Linked DNA regions of Homo sapiens: regions 2, 3, 4, 5 and 6 are each linked to region 1. A link is a loop called in an ENCODE intact Hi-C map of the cell type or tissue named here. Cell type or tissue: heart right ventricle. All regions are shown on one strand. Region 1 overlaps BBX (BBX high mobility group box domain containing). Region 2 overlaps BBX (BBX high mobility group box domain containing). Region 3 overlaps LINC00635 (long intergenic non-protein coding RNA 635). Region 4 overlaps LINC00882 (long intergenic non-protein coding RNA 882). Region 5 overlaps BBX (BBX high mobility group box domain containing). Region 6 overlaps LINC00636 (long intergenic non-protein coding RNA 636).

What was found. Hi-C counts contacts between places; a loop is a spot of excess contacts. Peaks named below come from ENCODE experiments on the same cell type or tissue, not always from the same donor. Only the 100,000 strongest peaks of a DNase experiment are listed, where the experiment ranks them.
Region 2: a loop joins it to region 1, with 4 times the contacts of the local background. A loop is called at or near these places in 63 of 110 quality-filtered maps.
Region 3: a loop joins it to region 1, with 2.3 times the contacts of the local background. A loop is called at or near these places in 30 of 110 quality-filtered maps.
Region 4: it touches region 1 in a loop (3-fold over the local background); 41 of 110 quality-filtered maps call a loop at or near these places.
Region 5: a loop joins it to region 1, with 3 times the contacts of the local background. A loop is called at or near these places in 33 of 110 quality-filtered maps.
Region 6: it touches region 1 in a loop (5-fold over the local background); 37 of 110 quality-filtered maps call a loop at or near these places.

What each region holds. Positions count from the first base shown.
Region 1 is chr3:107,658,998-107,662,997 of GRCh38, forward strand. All of the region lies in intron 3 of BBX (BBX high mobility group box domain containing), which reads left to right. Among named protein-coding and RNA genes, the nearest start is that of BBX, 140 kb to the left of the region's middle. In heart right ventricle, a CTCF peak has its summit at 1,566 (motif pointing right); no DNase peak of the experiment used is centred here; H3K4me3 peaks cover 889 bases; H3K27ac peaks cover 1,538 bases.
Region 2 is chr3:107,738,992-107,742,991 of GRCh38, forward strand. The region is part of intron 7 of BBX (BBX high mobility group box domain containing); the gene reads left to right. Among named protein-coding and RNA genes, the nearest start is that of LINC00635, 140 kb to the right of the region's middle. In heart right ventricle, a CTCF peak has its summit at 2,501 (motif pointing left); no DNase peak of the experiment used is centred here.
Region 3 is chr3:107,844,352-107,848,351 of GRCh38, forward strand. The region is part of intron 5 of LINC00635 (long intergenic non-protein coding RNA 635); the gene reads right to left. Among named protein-coding and RNA genes, the nearest start is that of LINC00635, 32 kb to the right of the region's middle. In heart right ventricle, a CTCF peak has its summit at 2,102; a DNase peak (open chromatin) is centred at 2,100.
Region 4 is chr3:107,234,046-107,238,045 of GRCh38, forward strand. All of the region lies in intron 1 of LINC00882 (long intergenic non-protein coding RNA 882), which reads right to left. Among named protein-coding and RNA genes, the nearest start is that of LINC00882, 4.6 kb to the right of the region's middle. RefSeq lists a silencer at 1,889-1,938. In heart right ventricle, a CTCF peak has its summit at 1,976 (motif pointing right); no DNase peak of the experiment used is centred here; H3K4me3 peaks cover 1,279 bases; H3K27ac peaks cover 2,305 bases.
Region 5 is chr3:107,573,175-107,577,174 of GRCh38, forward strand. All of the region lies in intron 2 of BBX (BBX high mobility group box domain containing), which reads left to right. Among named protein-coding and RNA genes, the nearest start is that of BBX, 52 kb to the left of the region's middle. In heart right ventricle, a CTCF peak has its summit at 1,662 (motif pointing right); no DNase peak of the experiment used is centred here.
Region 6 is chr3:107,925,539-107,929,538 of GRCh38, forward strand. LINC00636 (long intergenic non-protein coding RNA 636) reads left to right here. Exons shown (of 3, transcript NR_015394.1): 3 at 2,335-3,369. Among named protein-coding and RNA genes, the nearest start is that of LINC00636, 44 kb to the left of the region's middle. RefSeq lists enhancers at 1,682-2,303, 1,892-1,981, 1,992-2,051. In heart right ventricle, CTCF peaks have their summits at 2,168 (motif pointing left) and 2,371; a DNase peak (open chromatin) is centred at 2,123; H3K4me3 peaks cover 1,311 bases.

The DNA of each region.
Region 1 (4,000 bases):
TCAGTGCCTTATTACTTTCCTCCCCTTTTCTACCAACTTGAAAGAATAGATCACTACTTTCCATTTGTTTAAATAAATATATTGTCAAATGCCGTTATTAAGTCAGGCATTCTTCTTTATATTTAATAGTATTATATATATTTAATCTTCACATCAGTCTGATGAGAGGTAGGCATATTTTCCCCCAACATTTTATTATGAAACTCACATACTCTCCACCTAGATTTGGCCGTTAACATTTTATTATATTTATTTTATTACATATCTGTCATCTTTTCATCTCTCTATTCCTCATCAATTCAACTTAATTTTTGATGCATCTGAACATATAGATATCACTACAGCTCCCTAAATGCTTCAGCATTTATATTATATAATATTTATATTAACTAGAGTTCAATATTTATGTATAATTTTTTGATGTAAGTCTACATTCATTGGTAGCATACATCTTAAAAGTACATTTTCTGAATTTTGATAAATGCATACACCTGTGTAACCCAAATACCTATCAAAATATAACCCATTACTTAGTACTGGTAGGTGCTTCTTTTTCTTCTCATTTTTTAGATGGGGAAACTGAAGAACAGAGAGGTGAAATTATCTGCCCAAGGTTACGCTGCTAATAAGTGGCAAAGCTGGAATTCAAACTCAGGCTGTCTGGCTGCAGGGTTTGTTCTCCTAACCACACCACCACACTGCCTGTAGATTATCCTCACATGTTTGGGTATCCTTTTACATTCATGTGCATGAATGCACTGTTTATTTTTAACGTAAGTGTGTAGATACAGAAGTGGTACCCTGGGTTTAGTGAGACTAGAAATGCTGTTCTAGAAATGCATCAGTTCCTAGCAAGAGGTTTATGGCAGGATAAATTAAGAGGGACGTATAATATGACAGATTCCCTTCGTTGAAGTAGTAGGGTGAATCTCTATGTAATAGCTCTGTCTTAACTGGCATCCTTGATTAATGTTTCCACACATAGCAGTGAAGAGATAGTGAGTTTTCTAATGATGACACTGAGGTTCAGGAAAATCCTCAAGTACCACTTGAGCAATTAACCGTAAATTATGTTCAGTATAGCTTTGTATTAAGCATTTTTGCTCTTTTATAATTAGTAGAAAATTGTTCATCTGTGTGTGATATATATAGTATCACTCATCTAGATATCTCAGACTCTGAAATAATATAATTGACTAATTTGGAATTTATAAGTTAAATTTATAAGGTTTTTAACAAATATATTTGTAATGGAATTATTTGACTTTTCCAAATAAATTGCATAAAGATGTAAGGATTGCAACAGTTTATATTAAAATTTTTTTCTGGTTTGCAATACTTGGGTGGCCTGATGAAAAGAAATTCTTCAACTTTAGTCTCTTTCCTGCATTGTGTTCATACCACTCATATTTTAAAAGTTGACCAGTACTTTTTGTTCACTTCTTAAATGATGAAAAAGAAGCCATCATGTAATTTTTTTAAATCGTAAGTATTGTGCAAAAAGCATTAAAAAAAAAAAAAAAAAAAAAAGCATGTAGCTCACAAAACCTATCCAGTCACTAGAGGGCAGAGCAGTACTGTACTTTAGACCTTATTTGAAAATTTCTGGTTTAAAAATTGCTGAACATGATGGAAAATATATTGATACACAGTTGAATAGAAATTTCTTTGTGTTCTTATTGTCTTATTTTGCTGTAAAATCCAATAACATGCTTATACTTTTATCAAAGGAGCTTTTCTGGCAATTCCATTGAATGTTACTAAAAAGGCATGATTATTTAGAAGAGTTTAAGTGCCCCTCAAAAGAGAATACTCGTGCATACAAAGAGCAATACATTTTATAATTTCTACCCTATGAAGTACCCTGAAATTGGATTGCAGTGTAGACTTTAGGTGAGACATTTGAGAGAACAAGTAGTTTTGAGCACCGGTTCTTTACTAGTGCTTAGCTCTAAGAATTCATTGAAATGCAGAACATCAGTTTATCTTTCCAGTCAGCTGAAATGTGTTGAATCATTAAGACTGAAATTACAAAGTTGTAGAAGCAAATAAACTAATTCTAGCCCTTTTTAAAAATTTTTGTCAAGTGACTGTTCACTTAATTTCATTTCTGTTCTTAATTTTTTTATCATTCTGATATTTTTATGCAGATTTTTTTATGGTATATCTTAAAAATATCCTAGTGAGTAGTGTGAGTAATTCAGTGTCCCATAAGATAGAAAAATTTTATCCTTAATTATGTTTATTTGAATTTTATTTTACAAAACCAGTTTGGATTTCTTTAATATTCTACTAGGGACAATATAGGATACCAGAAAAAGCAGTGGATTTTGGAATCAGAAAATTTGGGGGCCTCGATTATCATTCATTTGCTTGTGTCTTGGGCAAGTCACATTACCTCTCTGACCTTCATTTTCTAAACTGGGAAAAATACTTCCTTATTTATAGCTGGGTTGTTTGGAGGATTGTGTGTGTAGATGTATCTCCAAAGATGAAACCCTGTGAAGATGAATTTTAATAGGTAAAGTTACAAGCTCAGAAAAACCATGGCAATAACTTCAAAATGGTTGACGGTATCACAGATTTAGTAACATGAGAGCACCTATTACATGAGTAAATAGAACCAGAAATGTGGTTTCAAAACCAAAACCCAAGTTCAGATTGCCAGCTTCCTCCCTGTCTGTGATTTCTCTGGCTGCTTAATCTCTCCATTAACTTCTGACTCTTTTGCTCCTCTCAACTCTTTATTTCTGTCCTCTGTTTATTTCCATGTTTCCTCTCTCTGTGTTTCTCCTGACTGTCTCTGGTCTCTGTGTTTTTCTTGTCCCAGGCACCCTCAGGAAGACCCCAAGCCTCTAGCAGTACCTGGTATCATCTCCAGCATGTTATAGATGTGGAGGATTCACTGGGATATTGAGAAATACCAGAGGCGAATTGTTCCACTGTAGTAAGTCATTCAGCATTTGTTAAGTGACTACTGTTCACGCAGCATAGTTGGTGGTCCTTTTGGGGAAGAAGAATTTGTTAGGACACAGGACAGAAGAAATAAATTTGTAAACTCTTGTCAGTGGTTCTTGCAGGCTAGACAAACATGCAAATGAAAAAAACAATGACAAATTAAAAAGCTGACAGATAATCATATAAACGAATTGTGTTTTATGTGTGCTGATGGGGCCTAGGGTTAATGGAGTAGAGAAAGCCAAGTGGTATTAATCAGATTTCCTGCATGAGTTTAAAATTAGGTTTTGAAGTACATTTGGAAGAGAGATGAGGAAAGAGAGAGTGGAAGTGAGTAATTTCTGTGGGGCTTGGCAAGCCTTTTTGCTTCCCTGTGAGTGAATCCCTGACGGTGGCGGGTAATGAAATGAAAGTGCTAAGTTTCAGTCTCCCAACAGCTAACTTTACTTCCAGTCTTAGAGAAATTCCAGTTATGAAAAGAAGTACAGCCAAGTTGAGACTTTCCATAAACATAATTGGTATCCGCTGCCAGTTTAGAATTTTTAGGGTTTAAGTGTAAATTGTGATTATATGAAGTAATAAAGAAGTACTGTGACATAAAATTGATACAGACCATTAGAACATGGTTCAGGGATGCATTCTGAATAACATAAACTGAAATAGTAAGCTGAAATATAACAAGTCTGGGTTTTTTTTTTTTTTTTTTTGCATTAGAAATTTATTTTTGCTGTTGTATTTTTAGACGGTCCTAGCTAGTAGATGCATGCTTTTCACGTTTGGATATCAGAGTTGGATATGGTTTGAATCCCAGCTGTACTAGCTTTTAAACGTTGGGCAATCTACTTCACAATGCTGAATCTCAATTTCCACATGTGTAAACTAACACCGGAAATATTTACCTCAAAGAGTCCTGAGTACGTGCTAGGTACTTGCTACTCGCGGATACTTAAAAATACCTTTAAAATTGTTTGTTAAATAAATATGTTATTTCTGAGAGCTTTTTAAAAGTAAGAATGCTATATATACAAGAATGTTTGTATAT
Region 2 (4,000 bases), 80 kb after region 1:
GGCAAAAATCTGAGACACAGAAAGGTTGAATTTTACCAATATTTGTTGGATAAAGGAATGATTATGTCCACATCTTAAATGCTGAGTTTTTAACAATTTTAAACAAATACAGATTTAAATAAAATGGAAACTTTTCACTTTCTTTATTCTAATTTCTAACATCAATGAAATGAGGCTATTTATATGTTCCTGCTTGTTGGTGTATTTGAATTAATTAGATATGTGCCTCCTTTAGGCTGCTAAATTTGACTATTCCAGAATACTTTAATCCATTGAATTCCAAACTCCTTGCCCCAGTTCCTACCTGAACCTCATCAAAACTTTTATTCCCTTCTCATAGTTTTATAGCTTACTTTATTTAAATTCTACACTGAAAAGGAAATGGGCTCTCTGAGCTTCCTCTTTTCTTGGGTGGCTCCCCCTTTATGTCACTCTTCACTGCCCACTTTGGCTGGACCTGCCCATCCAAATCCAATGGTAGAACCCAGCCTCTACCATCTGTCCACTGTGGGGCTCAAGCCCAGATAATTGGGTCCTTTTACCCAGCTTGATTGACAAATCACACATCCTCCGTAAGTCCCTAAGCTGCGTTGATGAAATTGAGTATGCTCGTTGGGCTCTCAGAGATGAAGGCAAAGGTAGAGTGGAAGGTGGGCAGAAAGAGAGCTGGGCTCGAAAGAGAAGGGTGGAGAGCAGGAAGATAAAGGAGGCATCCTTCACAAGAGAGGTGTGGTTATTGTCAATTAGGTGGTTGTTGGAGAGCACATTGATGTACACTGTTGCATTTTATTCTCACAGTTTACTGTGAAGAAGGCAAGTAGACAGAGTGGCATTGTACCTACTTTATCAAATGAGGAAACTGAGGCAGAAAGGTGATCGGAGTTATCTCAATTGCTACTGCAGTTATTTTTACAACTGGCCTGGAGTCTGTTCTGGACTTTCATACTAGTGCTCAGCCACACAGATTATAATGTTAGGAGAACTTGACTCATGGGGTAAAATCCATACTCCAGCAGCCCTGATGCCCTGAGTAAAACCAAGGATGTGTTCTTCCATTTAGCCAGATGACTCGACATGTATTCTGCTTGTGGGAGAGCTCAACTCTATGTGGTGCTGTTGGGTTATGCCCCCCGTGGCGGCCCAGGACTCTTCTCAGATGTAGTGCACCGCTTGTGTCAGGTAGCCGAGTGCAGTGCGTTAGTAACCAGCTTCTCCTTTAACTCTCAGATGGAATCCTCTACCCCAAAACCATCTCTTCTCATAAAAGACACTCACTGCCTCCTTCCAAACCTCCTTCCATCTCTCAAATTTCCTCTTTCAGTGAAAGCTTTAACTTACCTTGGAAACACAGGCATTGTGTTTCTGACCCCTTTCCCTCAGCTCTGACATCTTTCCAGACAATTACTGAAGCCTGGCAGTTACCATCTTTGATTCAGTTGGAGTCTCACATCTCAAATGGCTTATTTCCTTAATCTTCTAATTAGCCTCCTGCCTCCAGTCATCCCCAGACAGCGTCACCCTGCACTCCACTGACAGAATTACCTGACTACACATCTCTCTGACTGAAAATCTTGGCTGGCTCCTCACTGCCTCCAGCCCAATTTTCAAACTTCTTCATGTAGAATTCAGATTCTCCCACTATACTCCAATGCATCTTATTCTTCAGCCACACTGAGAAAGTCACTCTCTCAAACACACTGTGTTCTTACCTTCATACTTTCCCACCTCCTGTTACCGTATCATTTCTACACTTGTGAGAGAACTGGTTTTCCTAAGGTGTATCTTAGATGTTATCTATCTTCCACCTGTTCCCACACAGAGTGAAGGCTGCCTCTCCGTCCTCCTGTAGACCTTGTAATATTCTACCATTATGCACTTACATTTTTGTATATGATGTTGCTGTCCCCTGCATATGAGTTGCAAGCAACTAAGGCTTAGGCACATTTCCTTTGGTCATCATTTTATTCCCTAACACATACTAGATACAAGTAGAATACAAGCTTCTTGAAAGTAGCAGTCTTTGTGTCTGGCATGTCATAGGTGCCTATTAAATATTTGTTGAATGAGTGAGTAATCAATAAATGTTTGAATTAGCAAGGGTAGGAACGTATGGCTCAGATACTACCAGTGCAATACTCCTTTTGTTGACCGTGTGTTCATGCCGGCAGTGCATGGTTGTGGTCCTGTGTTTTGCAAAGTAAGGACAGGCTCATGATAACAACCTAGCTTTCCACACTACTCACAATGCATGTAACTGGCTTGATCTTGTTTTATATCAGGAGGCCAGTTCACTTTTTTATGTATTCAATTTCACTATGTGAATTGCTCCTGTGAAAAAAACTGCATTATTGTAATTCTTAATTATACTAATCACTCCCCTTCCATGGTTATTGAGAATTATAACTAAATCAAAGAGAGGATTGAATTTGGGGAAATCAAATGAATATGTACTTAACAAAAATCCCGTTAGCTATTTTTGTTTTTGGGCATATAGCAACACCTAGTGGCTTTATCGATTATTTCAGAGACTATTTCTAGAAACAGCTTCTTGGGTTTTTTTCTCCCTTATTAAATAACCACTACTTATTTAATATTTTTTCTTTCCTCTTAATTAACGAACAAATATCTTTGACTATTTTGTATTTAGAAAGTAAACTGGCTCTAGCATAGGAATAGATATTACAGAATTGATGTTTATCCATAAAAAGTGTGGCCCACCTAATAAAAATAAGTGAAGTACTTTAAATGCAGACATCACAATGATATGGCACAATATTTTAAACATTTCACAACATCTAGAACCTTCTGAATAATGACATTACTCAAATGGGAGCCTTTTGTGGGAAGTATTCTCTCCCTTTTATATAGATAGAATTTCTTATTTCTTTATCAAATTCATGTGTAGATCAGTGTATCCACAGATATATACATTTTATGGGTTGCCTTACTTATCAAGTACTCAATAATGAATTCTTCATATTTATATTTGCCATGTCATTGAACCATTTTTATATTTTGAGATTTTAGATCCCCAGAAGAAATATGTCTAACCTGTATCACACAGATTTCTGCCTTCTTAATAAATGATATATTTTACAATTTTTCTTACGTTGACAACTTAGAATTATAGTTGTAAATAATTATTGCATTGAGCTGATGCCTTCTTGAGAAATTTGGGGGCTGTTTTCCCTATTCAATTTGTTTTAGACAGACTCTAGTGCTTTATGAAACATTTGTATCTGTTCTTTACAGCTTTTCTGTCTTCTCCTTCTGTCTTATCCTGCTGCTGGCATTGTTTCTTTCCTTCCCAACCCTCCTTTTTCTTTTTTTTTTTTGTCGGCCCTCTTGGCCCCTTCTGATACGCTGCCTCTATTCTTTTGTGGACTAGAGGGTCAGCTAACCAAGTCAGCTAACTACATAGCTTAGTACTCTCCCAATTCTCCTGGCTCCTAATTTTGTGCTGTTTCCACTATACTATACTGAAGATGTATGCTAAATCCGTAATGCTTTAAAGTAAGAATAACTAGGTTTTAAGAGAGGACATGGTCCACTAGAGTAAAATCCACAGCATTAGTGATTCTATTACTGTTATTTTAGCCATTGGATAGCATTTGTTGTACTCCTGGCCAGGTCACTGAGATTCTTCCTATTCACATACATATGGAGAGAATTAAGTTAATAGATATTCATTGTGCCACCCCCTCTTTGTCAGGAGCATGATAAGCACAAACATGTGTAGACTTATTTGATTGCATGCTAAAATTGACAAACCATGTACAGGATTATAGATGCCTTCATAATTATGTGTTCATATAGGAAGTTTTATATAAGACCATCCATCCTAAAGATTTGCAAACAGTATTATTGAACTTTTAAACTTTCTGACTTGATGTGTTGTCGTGGCCAAATAATCTATAAATGACACTTAAAAGAAAGTTGAATTTTCTTCATGCTGTTAATGTGAACTCTAAGCCATAGGGTAATTTACCTCCTCATAAAT
Region 3 (4,000 bases), 190 kb after region 1:
AAAATGCTCCCAAGAACCCAGCAGACACCTAAAAAACAGGAAATATGTTGACTTTAATCAATATACACCATTTTAAGTGAAAGCATCACTCCTCAGAAAAGGGAGTGTGCTTTGGAGAAGGCAGAAAGACATTGTTCTGTGGGGGGATTTCTCTTTATCCAGGTGACTCTTTGCAATAAATTTTGAAAACTAAAATTAAACAGTAAATGTAGATTCCCTCTATGATATGTGGGTGTTTTGAGTAAAGTCCCAATTGTGCCCTTTGTCCTCCTCCCTCAGAAAATACAATCTTTAAATAAACATGGAAGGGCCCAAGACTGTACGAATTCACTCAATAGTACTCTTGCCAAAAGGAAGATGTATCACTGTTAAAATAGAAATGGCTGTAGTGGGCTTTCACAATCTAATGCCCCTGCTTTTAGCAAATTCAAGAAACTAGGACATTACTGGGTCCATATACTATCAAGGGATTCTCTTTTGAATACAAAGCACAGCCTAGACTGCATGAAGGACATCTGAGAAGGCCACAGAAACACTGAGCAGGGAGAATGGCGGTAGTGTTTAAAGGAAACCTTCACTGGAGTGACTGGAAACCGGGGCCATGTAAGGATAATGCTTTCCAGGATGGTTTAAACAATCATCCTCAAAGGTGCAACTCTCCAAGTGAGTATGGACCATGTCTCCCTAATGCTGTGTCTTTGCTAATGTATTACAGCATTAGTGCTATTTATAATCAATAAAATTACTAACACTGTAATCATGTGGGTTTGGTGATAGTAATTATGACAGAATAAACAGTAGTAATAAACAGCAGTCAGAATGCCTTTGCTGCAGTTCTTGATGTTGATGGCAAACACAGCCAAGGAAGGTTGGTTTTGTTTGTTTTTTCCTTTTTTAGGGAAGCCATCCAAGCGGGCAGAACCTGCAAGTGTTGGCCAGGAGAACGGTTTTATATACCTTTTAAAATTAGGCTTCCTGAAAGGAGATGTCACAAAGATTCATTGGCTAAGATTTATAAATAGTTCACTTATTTTAAAAAATAATCACATATATGTTTCTGTAAATTATACTTGCAAACATATGGTCACCATTCCCCCTCGTGGAAAGGCTGTGGCTAATCCATATTTGGAGCTGACACCCTTTCTGGGTTCCCTCTTTAGCCAGATCACGCACATTTGCTGCTGCCCCACCGAAGCGCCTGCGCATTAGAGTTCCTTCTGTACTACTCTGAGCAGTTCCTTATGCGTCTGTTACCACTGATGTTGGGTAAAAAATAACATCCAGAGGCTTTACTATCTATAATTAAGAGCTCCAGTGCTACTAGTGATATAAGGATTGAGCTGTTTGAGAAACAGACATTTTATCTTCTGGTTGGTTTTATTTCCTTGTGTTAAATTATGAGTGAATGTTTCTCTCGTTTCTTACTTTCCCTATAAGTAGTCTTTTCTACAGCAAAATTACTACTCATTCTTAATAACTACCAGGCAATAAAGTGAGCTGTCTATTTGAGAGACAGTGGGTGTGCATTCCAACTATTCCATTCATCGTGTTTGCAGGACAGCAACGGGGAGGGATTTCTGGGGCCTCTGGAGAGGGTGGCTTAAAAGACTACAGGAAGTTAGTATCAATGTTTTGCTTCTTGATGGAAGAGAGCTTCATGATAGCTCTGGGATTGAATAGGCAAAGGCAAATAAAATAAAATCAATCGCCTTACAGTTAAGAGCTCTGTTAAACAGAGCACTTGTTTGAGCTTGTTTTTAAAAGTCCATGCCCTTTGACTCAGCAGTGAACATTTCTAGAGATTTATCTTAAGGAAATAACCAGATCAGCAATGAGCATTTCTAGAGATTTGTCTTAAGGAAATAACTAGATCCACGGCAGAGATGTGCATTCAAGGATATTGTCCACATCATTGTTTATCAGAGTCCCTATCTTGGCTCAGAACAGGAGAGATTAGGACTTGTCTGGATACAGGTAGTTTATTTCCAACATGATCCTGGGAAGCAGGAGGGAGAGAGTAGGGAAGAGGGAAAAGCAAACTTAGTGAGGCTGATGCCTTGGGCTGCTGGGACTCAACTCCACAGCGCCCTCTCGCGAAACACTCACAAGGTCTCCTGAAGCATTTATTCACCAGTCCGTCCCCACTGGTTTAAGGTTGTCTAGGAGCAAGGAGAAAGACTCTCCTTTGCCTCAAGGCTCTTTAGCATCGGAAAAGCCCCTTTGCTAGCTTTTCCATGTGAGTCTGAGCTCTCATGACCATGTTCATTGCAGCTATGGCTGAAACCAGAGGCAGACCAAAGAACACAACCCTGGGAACCCGAGGCGTCCATTATAAGCCGAACTGGAAACACCCAGAAGATCCACTCACTGGAAACTGTTTAAATAATTCTTATAGATACACACAGCAGAGGGTTTTGTAGTCATCGGCAATTATGACGTCTGTATTTATTTATGGACATAAAGAGGCATGTGCCAACAAAAAAAGCATGTTACAAAGCAGGATATATACTATTTTTTAAAATCTATAAATGTACAGATGTACCGCAGGTTATGAAACACACAACAGATACAAAATTGTTTTATGCAAATTGCTCCATAAGGTACATAATTTAATTTTAGAGATGTGGACATTTGTACATCCAGTGCAAGGCTAAATGTGGGAAATGCACTTCAGAGCTCCACAGCCCCTTCCCCATGCCCCTCACTGGGTCCTCACCTGTCTCCATTACCTGCTGTGATCTCTGTGTGTCAGCCACGCTAATTCCATGTTGTTTGTGTCATTTCGCCTTTACTGCCTTCTAATTTCAACTGGAAAGTGCTGATAAGGACAGAGGCTAGCAGTCTATTTGAAGGCGTAAAGGGAAAGATACAGCACCCCTAGTACAAAGTTGGTGGCTAGGCATGGGTGGCTCAATAATTTCAAAGACCTTGTCTTTTTTTTTTTTTTAAATCATTTTAAAAAGGAACTGTAACACCATGAATGGTGATACAAAAAGCCGCAGAAGCAAATCGAAAGCATTTCAATGTATATGAAATATGATTTACTTAAGACCTTTGAAAAACAGATGATTGTATAAATTGCATAAGTTGGAAGATGTCTCTATTCCCTAGGAAAAGTGATTTTCTCTGGATGGTGGAATTTCAAATTATATTTCTTTGTTGGCATTTTCCCAATATTTCTCAAAAATTATGTTAGTTAAGAAAGCATGATGATGACAGAGACAGGGATGAAAGACACAGCATCTTTTTAGTCACTTGCAGTTATTGTGGGAAATTTCCATTAATAAACACAAAGAGGCCGTTCCAGAGCATCTATGTAGGGATCTGTTGGAAGGAGCAAGCTGAAGCTGTGTTTCATAGCACTTTAGATGAAACAGAAAATGGCAATTCTGATTGTCTATGTTATCAATGAAGGAGAGTGGCTTATAGAGATTATGGACAAAGCTCCTCCTCGCCACCCCCTTCAATCCCTGACATCTCCTCTAGCCGTCCTAAAAGGTGACGCCCAGGTGACCTTGCACGCGGCAAGTGTCTGGCTGGAATCTCACCTCTTTCCATGATAACACAAAACCAGCCTTTTGACCTCATAGCAGAGCAAGGCCAGGTGGTCTGGAACATGGTTAGCCACAAGCTGACTTTCTAACCAGCCTATTTTTTCCCGACAACACTGGGCAGTTTAGTGAGTCAGATGGTGATTCCCTACATGCGAACTGTTTTTCTATGTAAAATAAATGCCAGCTGTTTCTAGCTGTTGATTATGGGTCGTCCTTTAGGAACACTCTTTCTGGTTACTTTTTAAAACTAGATAGTATCTTACATCTTTAGAATACAATCACAATTATTTCCTAATTATTTTTAAATGATGCTATTTAAAAAGTGCCATGTAGTTAAAAAATGTGTATGTGCCCTAGCTGAATGAAGCTGTAATAAATCCTGTGAATTGAATAAATATTTAGACTTTTCAGTGCATTAAAAAATGAAGGTTGATGGGCACTGAGAA
Region 4 (4,000 bases), 420 kb before region 1:
CACTCAAGGCCAGTCCCTGAAAACAGCCAGGAGGAGTGCTGTACCCTGCAAAGCCACAGGGGCGGAGCTGCCCAAGACCATGGGAACCTACCTCTTGTGTGAGCATGACCTGGATGTGAGACATGGAGTGAAAAAAGATCATTTTGGAGCTTTAAGATTTGACTGCCCCGCTGGATTTCGGACTTGCATGGGGCCTGTAGCAACTTTCTTTTGGCCAATGTCTCCCATTTGGAATGGCTACCCAATGCCTGTACCCACATTGTATCCAGGAAGTAACTAACTTGCTTTTGATTTTACAGGCTCATAGGCAGAAGGGACTTGCCTTGTATCAGATGTGGACTTTTGAGTGAATGCTGAAATGAGTTAAGACTTTGGGGGACTGTTGAAAAGGCATGATTGATTTTGAAATGTGAGGACATGAGATTTGGGAGGAGCCAGGGGAGGAATGATATGGTTTGGCTGTGTCCCCACCCAAATCGCATCTTTAATTCTCACGTGTTGTGGGAGGGACCTGGTGGGAGGTAATTGAATCACGCGGGCAAGTCTTTCCCATGCTGTTCTCATGATATGAAAAAGTTTCATGAGATCTAATGGTTTTAAAAAGAGGAATTCCCGTGCACAAGCTCTCTCTCTTTGCTTGCTGCCATCCACGTAAGACATGACTTGCTCTTCCTTGCCTTCTGTCATGATTGTAAAGCTTCCCCTGCCACGTGGAAGTTTAAGTCCAATTAAACCTCTTTCTTTTGTAAATTGCCCAGTCTCAGGTATGTCTTTATTACTAGCATGAAAACAGACTAATACAATATGTCATACAAGAGAAATAGGAAATGATAGCACTAAAAGCAATGCTATGAACGTAACAGCCCCAAGCATTAAGGAATCAGGTTATTAATTGTTACCTGAAATAAACCATGTAAATGTTTTCTCAAAGTTTTATTTTTTAAAATCCATCATTGTGCCTTTGAAGTAGGAACTTTGGAAGTTTTAGAAGTGACACTCCTATAGTACTTATAGCAAAAACTACATCTTTCACGAGCAGTTTGGACTGGATTTCTACATCTATCATAACATGGATACATTTAATTTTCTAAATATCGAACGTTTCTTCTCCAGTCGTGTTCCTCATGGAGAAAGAGTCCCAGCAAAAAAACAAATGCTGAAGCAAGGCCCCAAGCTTCTAACTACTTTTGCTGAGTGACGGGGAACGCTAGCACCTTATTAGTTAATCCCAAGGGGAAGGTCTGCCATGCAGGAACTAGCAGCCCTCAGAGTCTAAAACGTGGAACATATAACATCCTACTCGCATGCTCACACATACGCATTTGCACATGGGCTGACTTACATCCAGGAGACAGCCCCTGAGCTCTTTACAAATTGCAGAGAAGCCCAGGAAATCAGCTCTAAAGATGATGTGCCTCTGCTCTGCTTCAGAGGCTCCAACTCATCCTAACTGCCCTGAGAGGTTTCCATGATCAAATCCAGGAGCAGGAGGCAGAAGAGCTGAGGCTCACAAATGGCCCATCCGGGCTTTTCCGTGGAGCCCGTTTCTGCCCGACCCCCCTGAGGAATGTAAACGATCTGTTCAGGACTGAACTGCTTTACCCTCGAGGATGTAAATTATTCATTACCCCCTCCTTCTTGCACATTTTGCCTTTCATTTGCTCCATCTACTCCCTGCTCTATCTTTACTAATTTATCTCTAAGCTACCTCAATTGCCTTCTGCTCTGCTCCCCTCAGAAACTTAAAAACGAAACCGGATTCATTAGCCAAATAACTGGATTAGAGTTCTCTTCAACATATCAGGCAGTAGAGAAAGTTGCTTTGTAATTTCTTTGATATTCAGCCTTTTAGAAAGCAATTCCTTAAATTACTCTGTTTAAATCTTTGAACTACTTAACTTTCTTTGATAGCACGCTAACATTGCACTAAAACCTGTGCAATGTTATGAAAACTTTAATTTCTGTAGTCAGTGCTTCCACATGAACAGCAGGGGGCAGTAGGATATCACGAATTGAAAAAATTGTCCTGGGCTCTGAGAAACACTGTTGAATTACTGCAGTGGGTCTGTGTACTCGTGATGATCTCAGCTCTCGGATGAAGTCTTTTGTTTTGTGTCCTATTTTACAATGCACCGTTCAGTTTTCTATATGAGTTGTGGCTTAGTCACAGTATTTCACTGTGACAGCTTAGCTTAAGAAAAAGAAAGGTGCAGGAGAAAAAAAAAAGGAGGAAAAGAGAAAGAGAACATGTAAATGCTTCCAAATAAAACACATCATGAAAAGGAAAAAGTAATCCTGTGTATACATATAAAGTTTGTCCCTTCTCTGTTCCTATCCTGGACACAGTTTTTCTAGATTACAGACTGAATTCATCCCTAGTCCTCCCCAACACACACACACACACGCACACATTTGCCATATAGTTTTCTGTCAAAACAGATTTCCTATAAAAAGAAAAACAAAAAATACAAAAAACTCTTTAAAAACTAATACTTGACTTTTTTAAAAAATTCAAAAAAATCTCTCATTTTCTGTCCTTTAATCAAGCTTCTGAGTATAGAATTTTAGTGTTTTCATGCTTTTTGAACATGTATTAGTCAAAATACCTTTCATTAATATGAATGTTGCAATAAAATTCTTCCTCTGTAAATGTACAGCTTCAGATAAATAGCCAAAAGCTATAGTTGTTATCTATATCTGATATGTTTGGAGGTAGGATATGAACTACAAACTGAAATATGAGAGACTTGAAGAACAGTCAAGGATTCCTGCAATCGTATGGGTTGGGAAAGGTGCTTTAGTAATCCAACCCCCAAAGTTAGCAAATACGAAGCTACTTTCATGCATAATTTGAGTTGTACCCAAAATATCATACCCGCAAGCCTAGTTTCCTCTCCTACCTAGGCTGGAATTCCCAGGGTTATTTATGTGTTCTCATAGAGTTATTAATTTATTACTGTGGTATGGCAGATGTATTATTTCAACATCTGGTACCAAAATTTCTCTTGAAGGAGGGACTCTCTGCTCCCTACTGACAGGGCCCTATCTGATCCTCTGGTCTTATCTCCTACTGTTCTCCTGCTTACCAACTTTGATCACACCAGCTCCCTTGCTGTTCCTTAGAGCACACTAGCTACTCTATGCCTCAGGGCCTTGGCCCTAGCTGTCCTCTGTCAGGAACAATCTTACCTCATTTATCCAAATGATTCATTCTTTTGCCTATTTCAAGTGTTTGTGCAAAAATCACTTCCTCCGTGAGGCCTTCCCTGATCACTATTTAAAATAGAATATTCTCCCCAGCATTTTTTATGCACCCTTTCTCCTTTATTTTCCTCAATAGCACGTATCACCATCAAATATGCTACATATTACACAGGTAAATATAATACAGGAGATAACTGAGACCAAACATATCAGCCAACAGAGGGCTCAACCTCAGTGTTAAAACAAAAAGAAAAACAGGTTGATTTCAAAGGAAAATCCAACTCTATGCTGTATATAAAAGACAAAGACCCACCTAAAACAAAACAATTCAGAAATGCTAACAATGAAAGGAAGGATGGGTAAAGTTCTACTGAGAAAATGCAAATTAAAAAAAGAAAGAATTGAGATTTTGCAATTCAATAAAATAAAATTCAGACCAAAAACCATTATTGAGACAAAGAACATCTTATAATCCTAAAGGCTACAATTCCCAGTGAAAATAAAAGATTTATGAAAAGGTATGCAGTGAATAACACAGCAGCTACTTTCATACAGTAGGAATTATAAGAGATTCAAAGAGAAATTGAAATACACTAATAATAGCAGACTATAGTACATTTCTCTTAATTAGACAAAAAAATACAAAAACACTTAGAAAATTGACTCTAATTTACAATACAGACATGTATGCCCCAGTAAATCACATAAAAATGATCTAAATATTCACCATAATATGATAAAACCAGAAATTTATAATCAAAACATAAGAAAGCCCCATTTTGAAATTTAAAATTTT
Region 5 (4,000 bases), 86 kb before region 1:
GGAGATTAAGAAGCATTCTCCGTGAAGATTTAGTATATCATCTGGTATCTCTTTGTATAAACTCAAAATTTTTTAGGTACAAATAATAAATAAAATGTTTGTTGGCTGGGTGCGGTGGCTCACGTCTGTAATCCCAGCACTTTGGGAGGCCGATGCGGGTGGATCACAAGGTCAGGAGTTTGAGACCAGCCTGGCCAATACGGTGAAACACCGTCTCTACTAAAAATACAAAAATTAGCCGGGCTTGGCGGGCATCTGTAGTCCCAGCTGCTCGGGAGGCTGAGGCAGCAGAATCGCTTGAACCCAGGAGGCCCGGAGGTTGCAGTGAGCTGATGAGATCACGCCATTGCATTCCAGCCTGGGTGGCAGAGTGAGACTCCGTCTCAAAACAAACAAACAAACAAACAAACAGTGTTTGTTAACATGTTATGTGGGCTTTAAAAATGAAACTAAATATAGATTAAACATAGTTACAGTTTTGTTAAATATTTTCAGTACATTTTAAAGGAAATAAACAGCTTTGGTTTCCTGTGACAGTCCTAATTTAAAATCTCTCTCTCTTTTTTTTTGAGGTAAGGTTTCGCTCTTGTTGCCCAGGCTGGAGTGCAATGGCACGATCTCAGCTCACCGCAACCTCTGCCTGCTGGGTTCAAACAATTCTCCTGCCTCAGCCTCCCGAGTAGCTGGGATTACAGGCATGTGACACCACACCTGGCTAATTTTGTATTAGCCGGGAGACCGGGTTTCTCCATGTTGGTCAGGCTGCTCTCAAACTCCTGATCTCGGGTGATCCACCCGCCTCAGCCTCCCAAAGTGCTGGGATTACAGGCGTGAGCCACCACTCCCAGCAAATCTTTTTCTTTATAAGTATTCTTATGTTTGTTCAGACCATGTATCTCTATTTTTGGTTTGAAAAATATAAATAGATAGTAAAAATAGTTTAACAGCTATCATTTCTTGAATACTCACTCTGAAGCAGGCAATATGGTTAAGACCTTTGGAAGATTATATCATTTATTCTTCTGAAAAAAAAGTTAAGATTTGTAAACATCTCCATTTTATAAACGAGAAATTTGAGACCTGGAAAGGTTAGGTAGGTAATCCAATATCACACACCTAATAGGGGGCTCCAAACTTAAACCTGGCATCGTCTTACTGCAAGATTAACATTGTGTTATATTTGGGTACAGGTTATTTCACTCTTTGCAATTTAGCGACTTTAGGTTGATCTTTTGAGAAATGTAATTTCAGGGAAATATATATCTTAGATAAGTATCTATTAAAGTTTAGGCTGATCTTTGAATGTTATGAAGAAGAGGGATCATGTTATTTATATTTTGGTACTCTCAACATGTAGCTCAGTGTCACATATGATAATAAACACTCAATTCGTTGAAATGAAGTAAAGGAAATTCTTCATTGGGAGCTTAAGGAATAAAATGGGTGAAAAGGTATGGAGCAATATTGTAAAATCCACCTTTTACATCACCATTATTAAAGATATTACTAATTTTAATTACAAATTATAACTTTTAAAAAATGTAATTATGAATGAGATGCAACTGAATGCTGAAGAATATCTCTTGACCTCTTCTGTGTTGTCCTTCCACATTATAAAAATTGATTTATTTTTGAGAAGGAATGACTCAAGGCTGTAGAGGGCAGTATAAGCCAACTCAAGTGGACTTTCCTGGGTTAGTGAAGTGGTACAACTGTTGTTACTGTCCAAGTGTCCAGTTAGGTTTGATACCCCAAGTATCTGACCACTGGCCATTAGAATTGTTTCAGACTTAAAAATAAAGGAAGATAAAATGGAAAGTGTTTTAGAACCAAAGAATCACATAAACCCACAAAAAGGTGGCAATTATGCAACAGCTGTTTCCACCCTTAGAAATTCTTGTGGCAAAACCAAAGCCATTACCTGGATAATCCCAGCCTAAAAACAATTCGTCTCAGTGAACTTTATGATAAAGTTTCTTGTAAAGAATTTACTTTCTTTACTTGTCTAGTTGTATAATTTCAATTAAAAATAGTAAAATCCTCCACCGTCCTCCCCTTTTCCTCTCTCTACCTTCACCAACTTATAAAGACATGGACTGTTTAGTTGTTTACCAAATGATGAGCTATTACTAAATTTAGAAAATAATTAATATCAGTTCAGATTTTTTTGACATTCTCTTATTTTGTTGCCAGTGTTTATGGACAGTTTGATTATTCAATGTTTGCTTGATTATATCACTTTTCTAGTTAATAAGATGTTTTTGGACTATATTTTCATTGAGTTTTTTAGGTTTTCATTTAGGGAAAAAAATCCTGGCAATATTGTCACCTTTGTTGCCTACACTGATCATCTGATGGGGATGGATATCTAAAAAGAAGTAAAGTGCAGGGTAATGCTAATTATATATTTTAGTTAGATAGCATTTTATCTGCTCATTTATTTTGGCATTTAGCTTTAGAGAAGTATAGTTTCCATGGCTGAATTTTTTTTTTAATTATATCTAACAATATCTGATGATGTAATACCAGACATTCTACTCATTTCCTCGGGTAATTATGTCTAATTTAAATAATTTCAATAGGCAGTAGTATCTCAAAAGTTTTAGTAAATAGCAAGTTTTCTAAATGTAGATAAATGAAGCATGTGTGCCAGAAATGATAGTTGTGCTGTCTTCAGGTCTTTCTTGTATGTTTGACAATGTAAAATGTGTTGAGGCCAGGCGTGGTGGCTCATGCCTGTAATCCCAGCATTTTATGAGGCTGAGGCAGGAGAATCAGTTGAACCCGGCAGGTCGAGGCTGCAGTGAGCAGTGACTGTGCCATTGCCTTCCAGCTTGGGTGACACAGCAAGACTTTGTCTCAAAGTAAAGTGATGAGAAAAAGAAATGTGATAAGAACCAAGGAATATAAAATTAGTTCAGAAAAATAAAAATAAAAATGTGAAGACACCAAATGTTCCCATCATATTCTCATTTAATTTTTACCACGACCAGTGGTTGCCATTATTATCTTTGCAGATGTGGGGAAACTGGGGCTCAGTCAATACCAGTGATATGCTGAAGTTGAAGTGGTTCATAAATTATAATACTATAACTGGCATCCAGTCTTGCCTTAATATTTGCTTAGAATTAAATAGCTATTTTATGATTGTATTGGCACAAATGTGATTTTTTCAATATCTTTTTCAAAACACTACTTATATTTTGTTGAATGAATAACTGGCTTTTTTTTCTTTTAGCTGGAGAAGATGTTGTCTGAAAATTATCATCGGTTTATTGACCTCCCTAATTCCCTGACTTTGGGCAGTTTCTCATTTTCAGTTTTGCCTTAGAAGGTTTTTCTGTGTGATCTAAGGTATAGTTAAGCTTGAATGTATATTACATGTGTGTGAAAGCCAAAATTTAAAAGAATCTATAGAACTAAGAGCAGTGAGACATTAATCAGATGAAATTATAAATTCAATAAATTTGTGATGCAAATTTACTTTTTGACACTCAATATTTTTTAGATACAAGTCAAGATTCCAAATATTGATTGATCTATCTATCTAGTTATTTTTACTTTGTGATTTTTGTTTTAACATTAGGGGCTTATATCTTTGGTTACAAGGGATTGACCAAAACGCACTATTTTTCTTTCCTCCCGAAGCTCTTTATAAGCATTAAATTGCAAGAAGATATTTATTTATTTATTTATTTATTTTTTGAGATGGAGTCTCACTCTGTCTCCAGGCTGTAGTGCATTGGGGCGATCTTGGCTCACTGCAACCTCTGCCTCCTGGGTTCGAGCAATTCTTCTGCCTCAGCCTCCTGAGTAGCTGGGACTACAGGCGTGTGCCACCATGCCCAGCTAATTTTTGTATTTTTAGTAGAGATGGGGTTTCACCGTCTTGGCCAGGATGGTCTTGATCTCCTGACCTCATGATCCACCCACCTCAGCCTCCCAAAGTGCTGGGATTACAGGTGTAAGCGCTACCGTGCCTGGCTGAAGATATTTATTT
Region 6 (4,000 bases), 270 kb after region 1:
CTCAAACCTTACTTTTGAAGTCTCTTTTCTGACTGGATGGTCAGCAGCCTTCACTCTTCAAATAGGAAAGGCCCAAACCAAGGGTTCCCCAACTTGCTCCTCTTTTCATGTCATCTGGATTAGTAAATGATGCCTCATTCAATCCAGTGCCTCAAGCCAGAAACTGGGAGAGATCCTTGACCTTGCTCTGTCCATCAGTCATCCTGTCCAATCCATCACCAAACTGCAAATAGCTTATCCACTTCTCTCAATTTCCACTATGGCAGGCCTTGTCCAAACCTTTATCAATCCTCACTGAGCTAGTGCACAAACTTCCTGAAGTCTCTCCACACTCACTCCCTCATCCTACCTCCTATCCATTCTCCCCACTGCAAACAAAGCAATCTTTCTAAAATACAATTTGGATCGCTTTATTCTCATTCTTGAATCTCTTAAGGGGGTATTCCCATTGCATTTAACATGATGTCACCAATCTTTACTCTGGTTTATCAGATCCCACGTGAGCTCTCCAGCTTCCTCTCCCACTCATTCCCCAACACCATTTCCTCCTCAAGGCTTCCTCATATCTCTCCATATTATGCCCAGGCCCATCCTGGACCCGGCTAACCCTTACTCATGCTGTATCTGTCTGTGTAAATGGCATTTCCTCGGACAGGCTTTCTTGACTCCCTCCTCCGAAGTATACCAGGCCCCTTTGTAATCATCACAAATTACAATTATGTGTTTGATTGTTCACTTAGTTATAACCCCTTTCTCTCACGAGGTTCCATGAGGGGATAGAGCACTTCTGTCTTCTTCATTACCATAATTCAGTGCCAACCACAATGGCCAGTCCACTGTATGCAAATGTTTGTGGAATGAATAGCCAGGTGAGGTCCCCTTAATGGAAGTTTCCTTCTTCTGGTTTATTTCCATCCTATAAGCTATTATCAGGAGCAACACTGAGGATGATCATTTCTTTGTACGTTTTTCACTTTTGCAAGAGCTCTCCCTATGAAGAGCTTTTCCATTTCAGCCTAGATAGGCCTTATTTGAAAGTGGCCATCTCTCTTCACACGCACCCTCCTTTGCTTAGAGATGCAGAGAGTTTAAGACTTTGCCAAGGGAGGTATGTCGTCAAGACACTCGACATGGTGATGTGGAGCAAGGCTCTGGGTCAGTCTCTACTGAGGTTTGAATCTTGGTTTTGTCCCTTTCTAGCTAATCGACTTTGTGCAACTAACTTGCCTCAGTTTTTTTCAACTCTAAAATATGGATAATAATATAATCTAACCAATAGGTTGTCTTGAGGATTTAATGAAGTAACAAATATAAAACGGTTAGTACAATGCCTGGGACATAGCAAGTGCCTGATAAACATTGACTCCTATTAATATGTTTCACTGAATCCCAGAGGAAAGTTTGTTCACGTGCTGAGTTCTAGGGCTGGAGAATTTCAGGGAAGGCATCTTTCTTTGTCTTCTGTCTCCCTTTCCCTCTCATTTACTTTACCCTATACCCCCATCCTGATGTGCTGTGGTCCCAAAAGGCGGCAAGCAAAACTATGATAGACTGTAATTCCCTACCTTAATAATTTGAAGTCATAAGCAGATTTGAAATTTACAAGCCAGCAGTATAAAATTGCTGATGACCATTGCTTAAACTTTGGCAAGATGAATTATGTCTAGAAATAATTAGTAATATGTTAGTCAAGTCACTCCTAGATAATGTTGTTGCATTGCCATTTAGTGACAGTTCAGGAGAGCGCCCTTACAAGAGGCTCTGTAGGCAGAGAGTAGGTGACATTAACCTTCTAAACAGAAGCCGCTGCACACCGAGTGCCAGAGTACCAAGAAGAATTTAACATTCCACTCCTACCGCCGTCTCCCACTTCCCGGCTTCGGCAAGGTGGTTTTAAAATGAGAAGCACATCCCGAGTACTCTGTGTAGGTGGTGGAGTGGGAGGAGGTGAAATGCAAGCTTTATTTTCCCGGCTGCCTGTCATCCGATTCCCCGCTTTCCTCCGACTTTCATGAGTGATGAGGTCATCCCGGTGCAGGAAAATCAAACTCCTATTTTTCAAACCCAATAAAGGCCAGCATTGTACGTCTGCGTAAACAGAGAGGCCAGACGGGCAGGGTGGCGGGAGGACCAGTGGCCCGCCCTCTGGCGGCCGCGAGAGACAGCGTGCCCCGCGCTCCACCAAGCCGCGACAGGGAGGCGGGGAGGGTGCGTGCGAACATGTAAGTTAAAATTAGATCAATAGTCAGCTTAGCGGCCTCAATCAATGCTTCGCAGGGAGAGCATGCAACCATCTATTTATAAGCTAACACCGGCATTATCTTCCTCTTTTAGGACGCAGAGATCCATTACTGCGCGCGGCGGGGAAGAGGACGCCGCCGGGAGCTGGTGCGTGACACACTGCAGCCTCGCGGGCTGCCCGGGACTTCATCAAGCCCGGGTCGGCTCGGGGCGGGCAGGGGTAGGATCCATACCGCCGAACTGCGGCCCCGCTGCTCGCAGCCGCTCTTCCGGGAGCGCCCGCTTAGGACTCACTCCCGCCCATTCCTTACCTCGATGGAATCCTTAGCCCTTAGAGAGAGGGCTAAAAAACAAATAAACAAACAACAGACAAACAAAAAAAAAACCAAATTCCAAATGGCCCCCGGACCCTCCCGCAGATGCAGGGCGCACACTGGCCAGTTCTAACCATAGACTTGACTGCATGTTGACAAGGGTTTCCAACCTAGCTTCCCCGAGGTACTGCATGAATCAGTCCTTGCTCAGATGGTGGTTGCTGTAAATAGCTGCAATTTCCCTCCTTCCGTCTCAAAGCACGGATGGGAATGGATTTGCAGCAGGGACTCTGCATTATATTTAAGGTCTTGGTGAGATGGACACGGGCTCCATCAGCTCCAGACTTCCTGGGACATCTCGGCATTTCCAGGTCCGTTTGCCCCAATGGTGGAAGTCACCGCCCATATATGAGGAAATAAATGTCCACACCTAGCATTTGGGATAACGTGGCTAAATTGTTTTCAGTTTTTGAAAGACGCTGCAGAAAAAGAGGCAAAACCTGATACAGCACAGCAGCATGCCCCTCCCGCCCCCAAATACGAGATCGAATCACATTTTTAAGGGAAAAAATAGGCATTCTCATCTTAGATATGTATGTAGCATATTTTATAATATATATTTTTATCTAAAAATTATGCTTTTCTGTATTTTACAACTTTCTTTATTAAGCATTTTTATTTTGTGCTATTTTTTACAGTAAAAACTCTGAAGACCCAAAGAAATTTAATATTAGCTTAAATGTACATTAGATATATTTATAGAATCAATTTATTAGCTGCTATATTGTTTGACATAAAAGGCTTTTGAACTAAAGATAGAAATGGAAGCATTCTTCATTTAGAAACAACCTTTCTCCTCTTCTTCCAACTCTTGTTGGCTTACCTCCAAAATATATCCTGCATCTGTCTTTCTCACCACCTAGACTGCTCCTAGTTTAGTTACTGGTCACCCTTCATCATCATTCACCTGGATTGCAAAAATAGCCTCTTGTCTGGTTTTCCTGAATTCATTTTCTCCCCACTGCAGTCCTCACTTGCCACATAGCATTTTAAAAGATTGCTCTTTTAAAATGGAAATCAAATCCTATCTCTTCTCTTTTTAGAACCTTCAGTGCCTTCCCATGGCACCTTGATTAGACCCCAAGTTCTTCACCATAGCCAAAATGTAATGTGCCATCTGCCCCATCCACCCTCGCTCATCGCTCCTCATCTCATATCACTTTTTCACTTGTCACAGCATGCTTTTACATATCCCTTCTTTCAGATCCAAAGCCCCACAAGCTTATTTCTGTCTCCTAATCCCAGCTCTTGCTATTCATTCAGTGTGGAAGATCTCCTTCATAAATTCTTCGCAAATCTACTTCATTCTTATTCCAGCCTCAGCTCAGGTATCAGAGCTGACCACCTTCTGTCCCAACCCTCAACTGTACTCATTATCACATTAC